Linked DNA regions of Homo sapiens: region 1 is linked to region 2. Evidence: chromatin loops called from intact Hi-C (ENCODE). Cell type or tissue: PC-9. All regions are shown on one strand. Links, peaks and the distances in the headings refer to the core of each region. The heading gives the core; the rest is flanking DNA.

The links. A loop is a pair of places that touch in the nucleus more often than their neighbours do. Peaks named below come from ENCODE experiments on the same cell type or tissue, not always from the same donor. Only the 100,000 strongest peaks of a DNase experiment are listed, where the experiment ranks them.
Region 1: a loop joins it to region 2, with 4 times the contacts of the local background. A loop is called at or near these places in 3 of 110 quality-filtered maps.

What each region holds. Positions count from the first base shown.
Region 1 is chr3:158,528,493-158,537,376 of GRCh38, forward strand. It overlaps RSRC1 (arginine and serine rich coiled-coil 1), which reads left to right. Exons shown (of 10, transcript NM_001271838.2): 8 at 8,600-8,706. UC.134 (long non-coding RNA uc.134) reads left to right here. Exons shown (of 1, transcript NR_148407.1): 1 at 1-82. Among named protein-coding and RNA genes, the nearest start is that of UC.134, 6.2 kb to the left of the region's middle. In PC-9, for the core only: CTCF peaks have their summits at 3,839 (motif pointing left) and 4,044; no DNase peak of the experiment used is centred there.
Region 2 is chr3:159,247,610-159,256,460 of GRCh38, forward strand. IQCJ-SCHIP1 (IQCJ-SCHIP1 readthrough) reads left to right here. Exons shown (of 10, transcript NM_001414413.1): 3 at 5,118-5,198. It overlaps IQCJ (IQ motif containing J), which reads left to right. Exons shown (of 4, transcript NM_001042706.3): 3 at 5,118-5,198. Among named protein-coding and RNA genes, the nearest start is that of SCHIP1, 21 kb to the right of the region's middle. In PC-9, for the core only: CTCF peaks have their summits at 5,361 (motif pointing left) and 5,562; no DNase peak of the experiment used is centred there.

The sequences.
Region 1 (8,884 bases), core at 568-8,567, 720 kb before region 2:
AATGTGGTGTGCCCTGCGATGTCTGCATTAGCTCTCCTGACAGGCGAGTTGTGTGTGGTTATGGGGTGTTTAGAGATGGCTGGCAGACAGCATTCACTGCAAGTTCCTTAGAAACATACAACTCTTCCATCTACAGAATTTTAATTAGAGTCGATAAGGATTCTAGAATTAAAATGGACAGCAAACAGCAACTGCAGAATCTGTATTCTGACCTATTAATCTGGTATACATCAAATTATATTCCTTTTTCCTACCCTATTAAAATAAGAAAACTTCCAGTAGCTTTAGTTTTGTTGGGATTATGAATTCTTACCACTCTATTAAAGTGGATTTGACTATCAATGTTGATTACATTTGCAATAAGCATAAGGCAGTAGTCTATATTTTGGGACTATGTAGTGGTTGTTGGTTTAACCAAATTCATGGAAACCATTCTTGTTTTTTGTAACAATTGCTGAACAGTAAATAAAGAGCAGCTTAAAGTGACAATTTCCTACTTAGGTTGTTTGCAGGCTTAAGGGAAAAAAATGCTAGGTTTTTAGAAACTTTTTAAATTCATTTACAAAGGTTTTCTAGATGTGATATATATATATATCCCTTTAAAAATTTCAAATGTGAAAGATTCTGAAAATGCACATCTGTAATCTAGTTCAAGATAATGCCAGAAGAGTAAGATATTATATAAAATATATATATTTTATGTATATATGTATGTGTGTGTGTATATATATATATATATATATCCTACAAATAAAGCTACACTGTATTTTACTGAATGAGTAAGCATTAAAATGCAGAATAAGGACAATATCAAGAATATTTATTACTTATTATAAATGGATGGAGTGGGGAAAAAATAAATTGTTGCTTGGCAGGAGTGGGTAAAGAATTCATTTGACTGGAAGATGACTAGTCACAATTCAGGGGTTGAATCCCAGTTGTACCACCAACTAGCCATGTGGCTGTCACCAAGTTATTTATTAGCCTCAGTTTCTCATCTTTACAATGAGGGTAACAGTATTATTCCTCATGGTCATGATATTTAAATGAGGTAATCCATGTGAAGTGCTCAGCGCAGAGTGCCTTAAATTTCTATTGCTGTTACTATTACTTACTTCTGCTACCAGAACAGCTCATCTGGCCTTCTAAACAATGACTTAAATGAAAAATTCATTTCTATGACTTTCCCCACTGGAAAGGTATTACATATATCGATGATGAAAACAAAAATTTCCGTGGACATATATACACCAGAACAAAATATGTTTGCTTTAAAACATGGTTTCTACCGCCTAACTGTCATTTTGGGTAGTTTGTGTTATAAGACATCCATTAGGAAGTGACAAGATCTCCCATCTCTTTAGTCACTGAAGCCTGGGTAACCATATGTCAGCAAAATACCACTTTCCTATTCAACCCAGAGCATTCAGTGAATCATGGTAGACTCCAGTGCCTTGGTGGGTGGTAAAATTCAGCTGGGCCTTTTGTGCCTTCTCATAGATGTGCACAGGCCTGTCCTCCACTGCTTCCACTCCTTCTCTCCTCCTCCTATCATTTCCACATCCTGGCACACCACAGGTTTACCAGAAGATGTATGAGCTAAAGCCATTTTCTACTTGCCTGAACTCAAGAATATTGCCAGCTTATTATAAACCATACTGTCAGAAATATACAGATTTATATAAGAATTGTTTAGCCAACTTCCGTGTCTTTAGTACTGTTACTAAATTAGCACTTTTGTTTATGCTGTGCTTCCTGTATCTGCTACCATTTCTTAAGTGCTTTTAATGCTTCCCTATCGCTGTGTGGAGCACAGGTTATCATCTCCCAGATTTTTGTGGCTTGCTTTTTCACATCATTTTTGCCTTCTGAAATACCACCATGTCAGAGAGTTCTTCTCTGGTTACCCCATCTGAAATAGTTTCCTTTCCTCCTTTCTAGCCCTCTAGCCTGCTCTATTTTCCTTGATATTATATTATTTACTTGTTTATTATTTGTCTCCCTCATTAAAACATAAGCTCATGAAGGAAGAAACTCTCATTCATTTCCAAGTCCTACTATGTGGAACAATGCCTGGTACATTGAATGTGCTCACTTATTTGAAAAGAGAGGGATGGAGGGAGGGAGGGAAGATGTGGGGGGGAAATCTCTCAACCACCCTATGATGTTTAGGCTATTACTATCTCCATGCCATAGATGAGAAAATGGAGACCAACACTCTTGAACCACTTGCCCAAAGCCACACAGCTGGTACATAGCAGAGACAGGGTTTAACCCAGATAGCCCAAACCCAGAGCCCTTAAAACTCACCACTGAGGGTGCAGCGCACCAGCATGGCACGTGTATACATATGTAACTAACCTGCACAATGTGCACATGTACCCTAAAACTTAGAGTATAATAAAAAAAAAAATAATAAATAAAAAAAAAAAGAAACTTAAAAAAAAAAAAAAAACTCACCACTGAAAGACATTTAATTTTTTAAGTTACAAAAACTTTTTATAATTTGACATTTTCTTCCATGAAGTTTTATTTTTTAATGGTAACTTTACTGCCCTTTAAATTTCAGTTATTCAACAAATGTTTATTGACTGCTTACTAGATAATAAAGCACACTCCACTAAGTTCTGGAGGTGACACAAAGAGGTATGTCCCCTCTAGCTGGGGAGAAGAAGCTTTCACTCAAGAAGAGATTTGCAAGGCAGCATATGCTAAAAGCCAAATGAATTATGCAAGAGGCCCTTTTACTCACAGGTGGCAAGGTGTGGCATCATCACAAAGTGGACATCAGGCATGGCCTTAAATGACAGGGAGGATTAAGAGAAGGTGAGAGCATTCCAGGTGAGAAGAGTTGAATGAGACATTTAGTGTGGATTTTGTTTTTAATAAAGCTTAGCCTGATGCCCAGTTCACTTTCACTTATTGAAATATTTAACAAATTCTTCTTCATTGATACAGTCACATTAACATTATTCCTATTACTTAATCTGATATAGTAAGCAGTTTAAGGTGAGTTTGTCTTGGATCCCGTCCAAAGTGGAGTTCCTTTCAGACACTTCAGGAGCCTCGTCCGCATATGTAACATGGTCCTGTAGCATAAGCTTCCCAGAAGACTAATAGAAAAGCCCTATTCCACTTAAGGAGTTTTCTCATCTTTTAAATTATTTGTGTATATCAGTTCTGGAAATTTGTTCTCGGTGATATTGGTCTCGAACAACCTCAAAATGTTGGAGTTGGATAGATTTATAATGCTTGCCTTGTATGTGTTTTAAAAGAAACATTTAAAATGTACTGTTTTGAAAGGGAAAACAATTGGATGTGCTCACTTATTTGAAACCTGTGTTCATGAGAAATTTAAAACTTTAGAATTCCAATTAAGCTTTATGAGATGTTTTGTCCACAAATTTTATTGAATAGCCAGCTTTACCATACAAACATATTGTTGTTTGCTTTTTTGTTGTTCTTGTAAAGCACTTAAAAATACTTTACATTTCAAAGTTTTTTATTATCTGTCTTGTAACATAAGAAGGAATTTTTTTAATGTTTTTATTGTTGACTATAATTTGAGCTAATTTAATATGAAAATAAGATAATCTTTTGTATTATTTATGTATTTGTAGCAATATTATTAGTATATATTTTTTTCCTGGAATAGTAACATAAGTAACTCAGTAACTGTGGGGCCAACTGACCCAAATTTTTTGTAACATAAAATGCATCTTTGGGAAAATTCATAAAATATTAGTATTTAAAAGGAGTCAGTTGAAGTTGCTGGTTGTTACTTGTCATGATCACATCTGGGGCAATAGTGCCATCTTCAGTTCTCAGCCTGGCATTGTTATTAGAGGAGATTGGTTTATGTTTGTAATCTACAAATGCAGTATGAAAAGACTAAAATTTTCTTTTCAAATGAAAGATTGATATGGACCTTGTCATCTTTATTTACTAGTTTTAAAATTTGTATAACATTTGGTATTTTAAAAGAAAACTCTGTGTTATAAAATGTGAAATTGTCAAATATAACTTGAAGAAGCAGGAGAGCCTAATTTTTATACTATAAACATCAACAGTAACTAATACAATTTTTTAAAAATTTTTCATCACAAAAGGAAAGTGATTTTCTATACTTTGAGTTAAGTATTGATTATTGTGGTCTGTAATGACTTGGCTTTCTGAGTCTATTATTTTTTATTTTACTATGAAGTATATATCCCTTCCATTAACATCTAGCAGAAAACATTTTATTTACAAATAATATGTTTATTAAAAAATCATCAAGTACTAATGGTGTGTTTCCTTCATGTTTACCATGTAAATGTTTTAAAACATCCCATATTAATTCTCCCAGTAACTTTGTTACTTGTCTTTAATTTTACTTCATGGCTAATGAATACAAGATACTGTGTGTGTTGGGCATTTATGCAGCACATATAAACCATAACTCATTTTAAATCACATTTTCCCAATCTTAAAATTGGCACAAAATTGTTAAATGACAAATTGACATGAAAAACTTAAGAAACTGAATTTAAAACAACGTAATATATATTATTGATATGTTTTATTCTGCTTCCCAAAGTGACAGGGTTATACTCAAGACATACATTTGTGGTCACTGACATGAGAATTTTGAGTAAGAAGCAATTTAAAACATTTTTATGTCTATTTTCATACAATAGAGCTGAGGTACTGTAAAGCTGAAAATGTAAATCTCCTGTGAATCTTTCAAATTTTAATTTAACATGCGTTTACAACCAGTAAAATGATTCCCACATTGAAACAAAAAAGCTATGTTGGTGTATTTTCATATTGTGAGTAAGGCAAACTGGCTTTCTCCTATCTGCTCTGTCACTTTGTTAGTTCTGAAGTGATCTTTAAAGAAACACAAAGATAATGATGTTTTTCTGTAATCTTTCTCCTTCTTTCCTTTATAATTTTTCCAATGCTATTTTGTTAAGCATTGGTTTTGGCAAGCCTCTATGATAACACTTTTATTTGTATTAGGAGCTGGTTGTATGTCCAAATTTAAAGCTACAAACACTGCAAGCTTTAGACATCAAGTACTGTTTGTGAGGTCACCTCTGACATTTAATACTAATGATTTCCTTTACAACTCCAAATAGAGAATATGTTTAGAGAAAAAATTCAAGTGGTCCAACATTTCATTCATATGAGACATCATCCTGAAGTCAGAAATAATGTCTTTTGGTTGGGAATTAGTGACTGTGAAATAATTCTAGTGAAATTAACTAAGACCTATACAGACAAATGTAGTTTTCATATTGACATTGAAGTTGGATTACACAGACTAGTACCCATTATGACTTTCCTTTGCCATATTAACATTATTATATATGTAATTAATAAAAAATTTATCTACTTGTATGGGATGTGTTAATATTAATAAATTAGCTGGGCAAAGAATCTTCTCTCATTTCACATGCTCAATTAGTACATTGCATAATTAAAATCTAGAGGAGCTTTCATTGTATAAAGCATGTGGGACTATTTACTCTTACATGGCACTCTGACAGTGCTTGGTTTTATTATGTGGGAAGATATATTCTTCCAAAGGTGGGAGTATTGGCTGTGGTGGCTGCTACTTGCAAGCATTTCATTCTCATCTGATTATTTCTCACAAGAGAAAAGACTGGTTTCAGCTGTCAGGGACACATCTTCATAAGAGCCATCTTTCCCACAAATAGACTAGAACTTGCACAAGACTATAATCATTATAAATTGTGATTGGTCAAAAATTGAGACAAAGATTTTTTCAGATAACATTTTTGTTGAATGTATGAAACCAAATTTCCTTTAATACTCTTTATATTTATCTCTGTAACAACATTAAACCTTTCAAGGATAAAGCTGCTATAAAAATTAGTTTGCTGCAAAAAACTCCACCTTCGTGTCAAACCACTTATTACTATTGTTAAGTAAATGTGACTATTATCCATGAACCCTAAATCCCAAAATTTTTAAGTGCCTTAGCTGAGTATACAATCAATCCTAATTCAACTATGTCTTCATATCAGCTTAAAATGAATTTAAACAGCAAGGGTGTAAGTCATTATGTTACATTTTTTCTGCCCAGCTAGCATGTGAAAAAACTGAAATATAAAAATATGAAAATACAAAAATACGAAATTACACATGCACGTGGCTATTTATTAAAGCTGTAACTGTGAAAGCAGAAGACTAGAAACAACTAACCATCCATAGGCCATTCGTGGAAAAACCTATCATCAAACTATAAAATAGAATGCTATGCAATTATAAAATAGAATGCAGAACTCTCTTAGCTGCTATGGAGTGAGAGTGAAGAAATATTAAGTGAAAAAGGTAAGATACATAGTAGTATGTAGTATGCTAATTTTATGTAAGCAAGAAAAGAATATACTTATATTCTCAAAAATAAACAATGGAGGGGTAAACACAAACTTAGTAAAAATGGTTACCTCTAGATTGGAGTAAGAACTAGGGACATTCTAGACTTGTGAATGATGTTTTAAATTTTGACCTTAGAATCATGTAAATATTTTTTGCAACTAAAAAATGAATATTAATCACAAAGTAAGACCTAAAATATTTTTTCAATTAACTGAAACAAATAAACCTAATTGTATATCAAATTGATAGCATAATTATGCAGAGAATTATTTCATGACTTTAGAGCGTAGTATTTTAGCATTTCAGCAGTAGAATAAATCTTAAGGTCAAAGACCATAACAAAATTTTAAACTGTGTTAATACATCTTGTTATTAATAGTAATGTTTGTCCTGTTATTTTGAAAGTAATACATATACATATTAAGAAAAACAAATACACTTGGTCATATCATTAGAGCCTAAGATTTTTAGAGTAAGAAAAAAGATGTACAAATATAAAATAAAAGACTTTCAAAATCCTAAAATCTTTAATTTGATTGGTAGTATCAGCATGAACTCATATTAACTGTTTCCTTCTAAAAGTATGTACTTCATATCTCACGTACTGAAGAGGTTCAGAAGCATTGACAATTCAGTAACAATACCCCTAGTACCCAGATTGTTGTCTATAAATATTATTCTCCATTATAAAGAGCCTGGATTCTTTGGAGAAATGGCTAATTTCAGGTCTGGGACAGAAACTGTTCAAGATGATCCTACAACTATTATTAAGCCATAACTACTGGGGATTATATTGAAAGGATATAGGAATCAACTTCAAGAGGATCCTACTACCCAAAAATGAAGCAATTGAAGCATCAAAATAAGAAAATGACTACCATGGACTAAAGTACATTAAATAAACAAATATTCATGAACTCATAATGATCATCTTTGGTCACCTTTGGACCAAAATTGATAAATAAAGAGAAAGAATCAAACATTTATTGGGACTTTTCTATATAGGCTGTATTTCACAGTCACTGAATAGTTAATGAGGAAATGTTCATTATAGAAAAATCACAGCTGATAAATGTGGGAAGAATGATAGAGTATCACCATTTTACAACCTCTGATGAAATAATGGCTCAAAGCAACAAACAATGTTGCTAATTTGCTAAGTGAGAGATTAATGGAGAACTTTCTAAGGGGTCAGACTGACTCACCTTGTCCCCAATGATCAATCTTAACCACTAAAAGTAGGAAACGTGCATCCTGATATGATGTAGTAGGAATGACACAGCGTCACCTATGACATACTCTTCACCAAAAGAAATTGAACCTTAATGTAATTAAACCTATAGGTTTCACTAGTGGTTTACACAAAACATGGGAAATAGAGGAACATGTTAAAGAATATCATTAGAATAAAATCAGCCAGATCCAGAATCTAGAAACTTTATAAGATACATGATTCAGATTCTTCAGTAAATAAATGGCAATGAAAGGGAAAGGCAGTGGACTGTAAGTGATAGAAAGAGACTTAAGGTACTTACCAACCCAGTGCAATGTGTGGACCTTGTTTGGTTCCTATTTCAAACCAACTATAAAAAGACTTTTTTACAATTAGTGAAAATTAAATATGGAATATTTATATATGTAATCAAATTAAGGAATTATTGATAATATTTTTAGTTGTGAAAATGATATTGTCAAGTTACTGTTTGTCTTATTTAAGTTCTTATCTGTTGGAGATGCCTACTAAAATATTTAGGGATAAAATGGTGTGATGCCTGGGATTTATTTTTAAATATATCAGATCCACCCAAAAAAATTGAGGTGGATTTAGATAGATAGATTAAATAAGAATAACAGAAAGTTAATGGTTATAGAAGCTGAGCATTGAGTACAGGTGGATTCACTGTGCCCTTATTCCTTTTATATGTATTTCCATGATAAAATGCTAAAGTTTAAGAAAAAGTCCTCCCACCAGATTAGCTGAGATCATTAAGGCAGTGCCTTCTTAGCAGTGTTTTAGGTTTTGAGTATAAGTCTTAGTTCATAGGAATGTTATATTTGTGGATCTCAGAACAAAAGAGTTTCTTGTTATAGCTTAATTTATAATGTCTTTTTATCCAATTAAATTTCTTCATAGAAAGAACATTGCTTAGGTGTAGTGTTATTAACATGCTTACACCAAAATACGCTGACATTATACCCTCTTTTTCAGACCAAGCCACCCTGGTAGAACAAGTAAAAAGAGTAAAAGAAATTGAAGCTATTGAAAGTGATTCTTTTGTTCAGCAGACATTCAGATCAAGTAAAGAAGTCAAAAAGGTAAGTTTTTATCCACCCATTATGAGTAAACCTTTGGATTCTACCTGAAGAGATGCTTTATTAATGGATTTTACTTAAATGTGTTTCTTCTAATAGATGAAGTGAAGCAAGAGAGTGTCAGCCATGTTGCTGAGAGAGAGAAAACAAATCAGGGAGACTCAGTCACTTTAATACAAGT
Region 2 (8,851 bases), core at 852-8,851:
ATGGGGCAAGAACCTCTGGAATGAGGGTCTTAGGACTCTCCGTCAGACTAGGTAGGTCAGAGAATTTGTTTATGACCAGATTTTACACAGAAAAGCAGGGGAAGGTTAGAGGAATATTTTTAGTTTTTGTAGCTTGTTTGGGGGAGAAGGGTTCTAGTTTCTATGACCTGCCTTGTGGAAGAGGAATTCTGGTTTTTATGGCTTGCATCATGGAAGAAAGAGGGACAGGGACAGAAGGGCAAGAGAAGGTCAGAGAGAAAGTGACTTTGCTTCTGAGGCCTTTTCTCCTTCGGTTCAAAGAACTCAGCATGCCAAACACCATACTTTACAGTATGTGCTGAGCCCCAGTAGCTGATAAGATACTGGAAGTGCCCAAGAAGAGTGTAAATGACCATACATCTGAAATGTTGTTAAAAAATATCCTGGAAAATTGAAAACTTTGGGTCTGATGCCTCTTTCTACTCTTTCTTAGCTTTGTCAGTCCAGACAAAATTTTTAACCATCTTGAGCCCCACTATACTTATCTTTAAAAATGAGAATAGTAGTCTTGACTTGACAGTCTTATTGAGAGCATTAAATGAGACAGCCCATAATAGCCTGATACCTTCAATGCTGGCTCCTTTCCTTTCCATCTGGGCAAGGGTTTGGGCAAGACAATCTCAAAGGTTCATTCCATCTGCACGATCCTAAGAATCTGGCATGTCATCAGATTGAAAGGAAGTTTCAGCCCTTTGACCAAATGAAGTTTCTGTTCATTTATTTTTATTATGCCTGCTCTCGTTAATATGAATAAATAAGAATAAAATAGTAGAATTTCCCTCCACCACCACCGTCAATAGCTATATGTAAACAATAACTAAAGAGTTTTTTGCTGACAGTAGAATGAAGACTTTTCTTTTATAGAGATTACTGTTGTAATGACATTAGGTCTAGATCAGTTATTTTTCACCTTGGCTGCACTTAGAATCAGCTGGGGAGCTTAATAAAAATGCCCTGGCTTAAGCTCCACTCTAGAAAAATTGAATTAGATTCTCAGGGGATGAGGCCCTGGAATCAGTATTTCTTAACATCTTCCTTCATGTAGCTCTAACACGGAGTTGGGGTTGAGAACCAGTAGTGAAAATATATTTTAGGCTCATTTCACTTATTCAATAATCTCCTCATGCAGCTTAATTCTCCAAGGACACACTTTCTGTATGATGTTTGGCCCATTTATTTATTAAACCTGGCCATGCTGGTTTTTCATTATTGATTTTTTTTTTTTTGAGATGGGGTCTTGCTCTGTCACCCAGGCTGGAATGCAGTGGTGTGATCTTGGCTCACTGCAACCTCCACCTCCTGGGTTCAAGCAACTCTCCTGCCTTAGCCTCCTTAGTTGCTGGGATTATAGGTGCCTGCCACCACACCGGCTAATTTTTGTATTTTTAGTAGAGACAGGGTTTCACCGTGTTAGCCAGGCTGGTCTCGAACTCCTGACCTCAGGTAATCCACCCGCCTTGGCCTCCCAAAGTGCTGGGATTACAGACGTGAGCCACTGCGCTCAACCCATTATTGATCTTAACGTAGGAAATGAAGTTTTTTTTGTTCTGCTAACTGACCACAATTCTATATTAAACCTCTCACTAACACCAGCATGTATCTTTCTCAACTGTCTTCTCTCAGGAAGATATTTGAAAATTAATGGTATATACGTGGGTTTCCATCTGCCCCACCCTACTCTTTCTGCTTTATTATCCAGAGGACTGAGAAAGCTAAAACTTTCTGGAAATGACCAGTTTGTTTTGTGTGCTTATTTTTTTTCAATCCCGATTGAGGAATTCCAGCAATGGGAATTAAATACTTCCTTCAAAGCACATGGGCCCATGGGGGTAACCTTTCCTTTCATGCTTGTCCAGGACAGAGAGAAAACAAGCAGTGACCACCAGCCCTAACAACTATACCCATTTGCCTGGAATTCTGGAGATTTTTTTGGTCTGTTTCAGGTCAGGACTACGTCCTTGAATGCTGTCAAATTTGATTGAAAAATTGGTGTACTTTGAGTGAGCAGATTAGGCATTTCGTTATAGCTGCAGCTGACTTAGGTGCTGATGTAAATCATCTCAGCTACTTGAAATAACCATAAGTTAAGTGATAGTGGTGTCAGAACAGTTGATTGGTTATTCCCCCTTGGAACATTACATTTATTCTGAATGCTCAACAGGGTTTTGTGGTAGACAGTTAGTGTGAAGGGGAGGGAAGCTGCAGCTCCATACTATCTGAGACCATTGGCAGAGCCAATCAAGTGCATTTGTGTACACACACACACACACACACACACGAGCTTAGCGAAGCTTGGCATGTGCCAATAAACAGAGAAGAGCAATTGGTAAGGCCATTAATTGGAAGGCTACTTATGACTCCGTTGTTTAGGAAAATCACTTATTAACTTAAGTAAGACCTTAGGCTGACTGCCATATTTTTGTAAATATTAAATCAGCCTGGGTTTCTGGTAAGAGATGTGTGATTGCAAGTCACACATTGTACTGAGGAGTAATCATTTTATTACCCACAGACAATTATTGATGGAATGAACTAAAGCTATCAGATTTAAACCAACAGGTATTGGTAGTTTATAGTTTGGTGAGGATATATAAATAATACCCCCAAATTAGCAAACGTGTTAATATTATGAAAGTTTTATTTTCTTTATGAAAACATTAGGTCTGTCTTTGTTGCATATCTACAGGCCCTACAATATATAACTTTATTGCTTAATTTGTAATTAATAAGTAACAAGAGTCTTAAAGTATCCTTGTCATAAGTCTGTATATATAATATATAGAATTATAAAAATAAGACTTTCTGTGTTAGTCCTTTCTCACACTGCTATGAAGAAATACCTGAGACTGGGCAATTTATAAAGAAAAGAGATTTAATTAACTCACATTTCCACATGGCTGGGGGCGCCTCAGGAAACTTGCAATCTCGGCAGAAGGCACCTCTTCACAGGGCAGCAGGAGAGAGAATGAGTGCCCAGCAATTGGGGGAAGCCCCTTATAAAACCATCAGATCTTGTGAGAACTCACTATCATGAGAACAGTGTGGGGGAAACTGCCCCCATTATTCAATTATTAGATTATCTCCACCTGGTCTCGTCCTTGACATGTGGGGATTATTACAATCCAAGGTGAGATTTGGGTGGGGAGAGAGCCAGATCATATCACTTTCTATGCCCACCTACCCAGGATTAGGTTCCTCCGTGATTCTCCTTTAATAATATCTGTCACACTTGCAAATACTTGTGTAATGTTCATGTTCTCCTAGATTGTGGGACCACAGGAACAGGGACCATGTCTAGTGTTTTCACCATTTTATCCTCCATGCTTTGCATCATTCCTGCCACACAAGAGACATTAAATATATGTGTAGAATGAGTGATTAACAATTAATTAGTAATGGACCCTGAATACCAATGGCACAGAGTAAACAAGAGTGCTTCCTTGCCCCTCAACAATCAGGCTGAGTAACCCCAAGCTATCTTGGGGTGCTGACACCACCTACTTGTCATGTAGGAATTTATGTGCTCTCCTATGTTTTCCCTACCGCCAGGACATTCCTTTCTAAAAAGAAAAAAATACATTTGTGATTCTAAGGGATCTCTCCAGCACAATTTTTTTCTTTTTTTCCCTTTTCTTTACTACCACCATATTCCTAGTCCTCATAACCTGGACTATTTGAATAGCTTTCTAACTAGTTTTATGTCACTCTCCTTGCTCACTCCCACCACAAATCATCCTTAAACCCTCCATTTATCATATTTCCCTGCTCCAAATGCATGGAGCTCCCTGCTGCAATAGATTATGATCTACAGTGTGAAAAGCTTTTCACACTGTAGATCATAATCTATTGATGGTTTGTTAAATAAATTTGGTGGGTCACCACTGACCTTTTAAAAAAAGTTTCAAATATAATTCAAAAATCAAAGTATATCACATGTAGTTGGGGGAGTAATGTTTCTTGAAATTTTTATTGCACACACACACACACACCCCTACCTTACCACATGCACAAGTACTGAATTGGGATGTTAAATATATTACCTATGAAAACTTCAGTCAGTGGGATTAAGTTTAATAATCCTGATATTAAAATACTCCAACCAGTGCCTTCTGGTGGAGAGAGCAGTGAGATGTGAGTTTTAATGGGGTTCCTCCTGTACAGTAAATTTAACATTATCTCTCCAAGCTTCAGATTTTTCAGCTGTACAGTGGGGAAAGTGACTTAGTTAATGGAAGTTACTGTGATAAATAAGATAATGCACATAAAATGCCTATGACAGTGTGTTATACACATTATGAGACCAGTAACTATTAGCTTTCTGCTTATCAAAGCCTATTTCCTTTTGTTCTCCTATTTTTTTCATCCACTTCGACCAAATTTCTCTTTATTTTCTAAAAATATCCTTTGAATGTTTTCACCTCTATTTGTTTTATTGTCTTCCTCATATGTTGCCCTTCACTCTCAACTTACCTACTTCCTATCCGTCCTTCAAAACTCATCCCAAGAGCTGCCTTCTCCATGAAGCCCTTCTTGATCGTTGTAGCACTAAGAGTGCTATAAGCTCACTGAAAGCAGTGATCATTTCTCTATAGCCCTCTGCCTTTCTACAGGTCAGAGATCCATGCTTTGTTCCCAGTGGAAGCCCTGAAACGGCTTACAAATGAAAGGAGGAAAGGTCCAGTGGCAGTGGTACTACTGGGGATGAGTAAGGTCTTCTCTACAACTTACTAGTTGGCCAGTATCATGGAATTTATAACCATATCCTTGTGTTTTTTCTCCCCCTGAAATTGTCCAATATGCTCCTTTTCTTTTCTCTTAAAGGAAATGATTTTCATACCATAGCTATGAATGTTAGTTGAGAACAGCAAAAGGACAACAGAAATAAAAGTCAAAGCCACATTTTTTTTTTCATGATATGGTTACTCATCCATCATCCATCAACAGGAACTTTAATAAATTAAAATAAACAAAATTGAATCTACATCTTATTTTACACATAAGTATAAATTAGCAGTATTATTGCTATAGATGTTAACCTTCTGGATTGGGAGATATTGAGACATTATTTCTGTTTCTAGTCACCAGCTGGCCATGGATGCAGAGAATAATATTGAAAAGTATCCCCTCAATCTACAGCCCTTGGAATCAAAGGTGAAAATGTAAGTTATTTCAAAGTATAAATTAAGCAATTAGTTCTAGTTTTATGAATTCCTGAATAAATCTGGAATTTTCGGGCACAACAGTTATGCATCTTTATTTTACATTCATGTGCTGCATATTATTTCCTCCCTCTTCTAAGCAGGAACACAGCTACTTTGGGTACACAGCACCATCTACTGGGTAGTACAGGGAATTATTTGCTTGCCATTATTTTCACCACTTTTTGGTTTTTCCATTTCTTGTCTAGTACAATCCTTTAACTTCCACTAGCATTTTCCTTTGCCTTTCGTCTTAGTAACTTGGTGGTTAATTCTATCTTTGAACAATTTGGTTATTTCCACCTCAAGCCATCTATGTATCACACACACACACACCCTTTTAAAAATCCTCTTCTTTCTATTTCAGCTTCTTTTCAATTATTTTGGGAAAATGTTTCTTCTCTTCTTTTTTTCTCACTTCTTATCCTTTTCTTCTTATTGTCTGTTAAGATACCCAAATGTAAGCCTCCTCCCCCATTATAAATGACTATTACCTTAAAATAGTGCTAACAACATCTCAATATTAACAAAATGAAACTAACAAGATCCAAATTGAGAAAGACTTTATTATAGAACAAAATATTAACCTTCTAAAACCATTTTAAGTAGAGAAGGGGCCTGTTATAATTACCTTGGAAGCAATTTCAAAAATATTTATGACCGTTTTCCGAGATCTTTTCCTGTTCTGATTTTCCTTCAGAAGCATATATGAGAAATGCCAGTGAGTGTATATTTAATCTCTCTCCCCACCCTCTCCCTCACAAACACACACACACACACACACACACACTCACACACTCAGTATAACACTCCGAGAAGCATGAGAATTTAAACGAGAATGTTAACATATCTGAGCTTGGCCAGAATCACTGATCTGTTTTTTAACGTGCAAGGAGGAATCTTTTAGAAAAGAAATCGCCCTAAAGAAGGGCACCTTGAGGTGTGTACAACGTTGAACAACACCAAGTTGTTGCTGGACTTAGGAACTAAAACAGAAATCACACAAATACATAATATCCTGCTGGATAAGAGCAAATACCAATACATACCCCTGTAAATCTATGTTAACCTTGGTCACCAGTAAAAAGCTTGCCTCTGCATGAGCATAGAAGGCTACCCCTCAAGATGAAGTCCAAACAAGACTTCTGAACCAGTGGGGTGCCCAGCTACAAAGTTCTGTGTCACACTTACTAAATACATAATGAATCAGGCTATCGAATCATTTTGTGTAAGCAGTGTGTCAGCCTCACTACACAGGACATTAGTTGGCAAACATAGGTTGCTTTATCATTAGGAATTTTCTCATTAAGATAAGGTCCTGTTAAATGAAAATGTGCTGGTGAAAGAAAAGTTGGTGTATGACAAATTAGAGTGTTTAATGTGAATGCTGAAATTAAGTTAGAAAAACTCCTGGGTCTTTTTCAGTTCCCATCACCTTCAATATGTAGGGGCTGTGGGGTAGGTACCAGGAGAAGGACTAGGCAGAGAAAAAAAATCTCTGTGCTTCAGATTCCAGCCAGCTCAGAGAGCCTGAGATTTTATATTTGTTGATTTGTTGGAGGAGTCTCAGCTCAATGAGGTGCAAACAGAATGGTTTTTATCTCTTCTAATAATTCTGAATCCCATTTCTGCTCACTGGAGAGAAAGGAAGGAGAGAAAACTTAATCTTGCCCAACAATAGAACTTGAGTCCCATTGGAGAGTTTAGTCTAGTTCAGTGACTTTTGTCTGATGTGGTTATTAAATTCTTAACTCTCATGGCAGGTTGAAAATCTCCTCTCTGCATACATGAGACCTTTTCTACAGCTGAGTATTCTGCTTCCTTCCTTTCCCTCTCCTCTTTCTATCTCCCCTTCTCTCCTCCTTCCTTCTCCCTTCCCTCCTTCTCCCTTCCTTTATCAGTGTTACCTCTCCCACCCCCATGTACTAAATACCAAGACTGCCCCAGGTTTCCTATGAATAGATGGCGGACACTTTCACTCTCAGCAGTTGTTTCCTTTAACAACTGTCCTATGTTTTGGGACTCTGAGGGAAGGGGCCATTGGGTCTCCTGTAATCCCCCCAATAGTATAGGCTGCACATCCTCAATGGGTTTGTGCCCCTTGCTCTGCGGGGGCTTTGCCCCATGATGCACCAAGCAGTGCCTTCCTCCAGCTGACCGTGGCATCTTCAACAGGGACAATCTTGGGATATTCTCATTCCTGCTTTCCAAGATAAGTTTTTTTAGTCCTGAAGAGCATTGGGTATAAAAAATGTGCCCTTGTCCCAGGTACCACGGTCACCCTGTATTATCACAGGCTTTCTCTTAGGGTCTTTTGACTTCTTTTGGTGGGGACCAACTGAGAGTCTATCTTCTCCTGGGGGTGGAGGGAAGTGAGGGTCAGTCCACCATAAAATCCCCTCTCCTGAAGGCTCTCCTTTCCCCTCCATGATGAGAAAAGAGTAAACAGTTCCCATACAGGGTGTCTGGCTAGTCTAGTGTCTGCAAGCCCTGAGGGGGATGGAGGTGCTGTGGCAAGGCAATCTCTGAATGTAAAAGAGAGGAAAGATGAGACCTGTTCTCAGGTGTGGACTGCCTTCACTGTCTACCTGTGGGAATCCCAGGATGGGGTCAGAATAGCAGGAAAGGGTCTCAGATGGTTCCTCGTACTCAGGACATCGTGAAAAGGAAAGAATTTATAAGAAAGTGTAAACCTGCGTGTGGCAATGCAAAGTATCAGTGGCAGGAGGCAGAGGCCTGTCAGAAAGTGTGGCTCAGTGAAAAAATGTGTGAGTGTCGGGGAGGGTGCCTGTATCAAAGTTGAAGGGAGTGTCACAAAGGGTCCATTACCTGGTTCATGAATGCAACTGTTAAGAGGTAATTTTGAGTATTAGACCAGAGGATCAAAAGAGTGCATCAAAAGGGCAAAAGCAATCAAGATCGTATGGCTATTAATGAAAAGGCATTTGGGGGAGGTAAAAGGCAAGTTCTCTGAAGATTAAACAAAGGCAAGCCTCTCAAATCAGAAAATTTGTGAAAGTAAAAGTAATAGTGAAAGCACCAAAAGGAAGGCTCTCTGAGCAACTCTAAGGCTAAAGATGAATGTGTTCCTAAGAGCCTTAAGGCTGGAACAAGCTTTGGGGGATGAAGGTGCACAGCAAAGGAATGCAGGCTTAGTGAGAAGGCCTCGCAGCACAGGCAGAGGTGGGCTCCCCCAGCCCCAACAGGCTGCTGCCCTCCACCTTGTAATTCACTCTTTTCATGTTGTAGCAAGATCTAAAACAGATCTTCCTAATACAAACCCTCATGTAAAAGTTGTTCATTAGCTATGTGCGATCCCCCAATCCCCTTCCATACATTTTTAACAATGTATTTACTTTGTGATGGAACAACATAGAGATGTATTGAATACAAATTGCTTTTTTGAAAGTCAGCTCAATAAATATGCTCAATCCCTCTCCTGATTTTTATTATTATATTTGATTTTGTAATGAAACAACATTTAGGTTCTATAAAGGAGAGAGAGGGGCAGAGAGAGAGAGAGAAAGACAGAGAGACAGAGAGAGATAGCATTCCCAAAAGAACTTTAAAGATGTTTAGTAAACCCTTATTAAATTGCATTTGAGAGTAATACA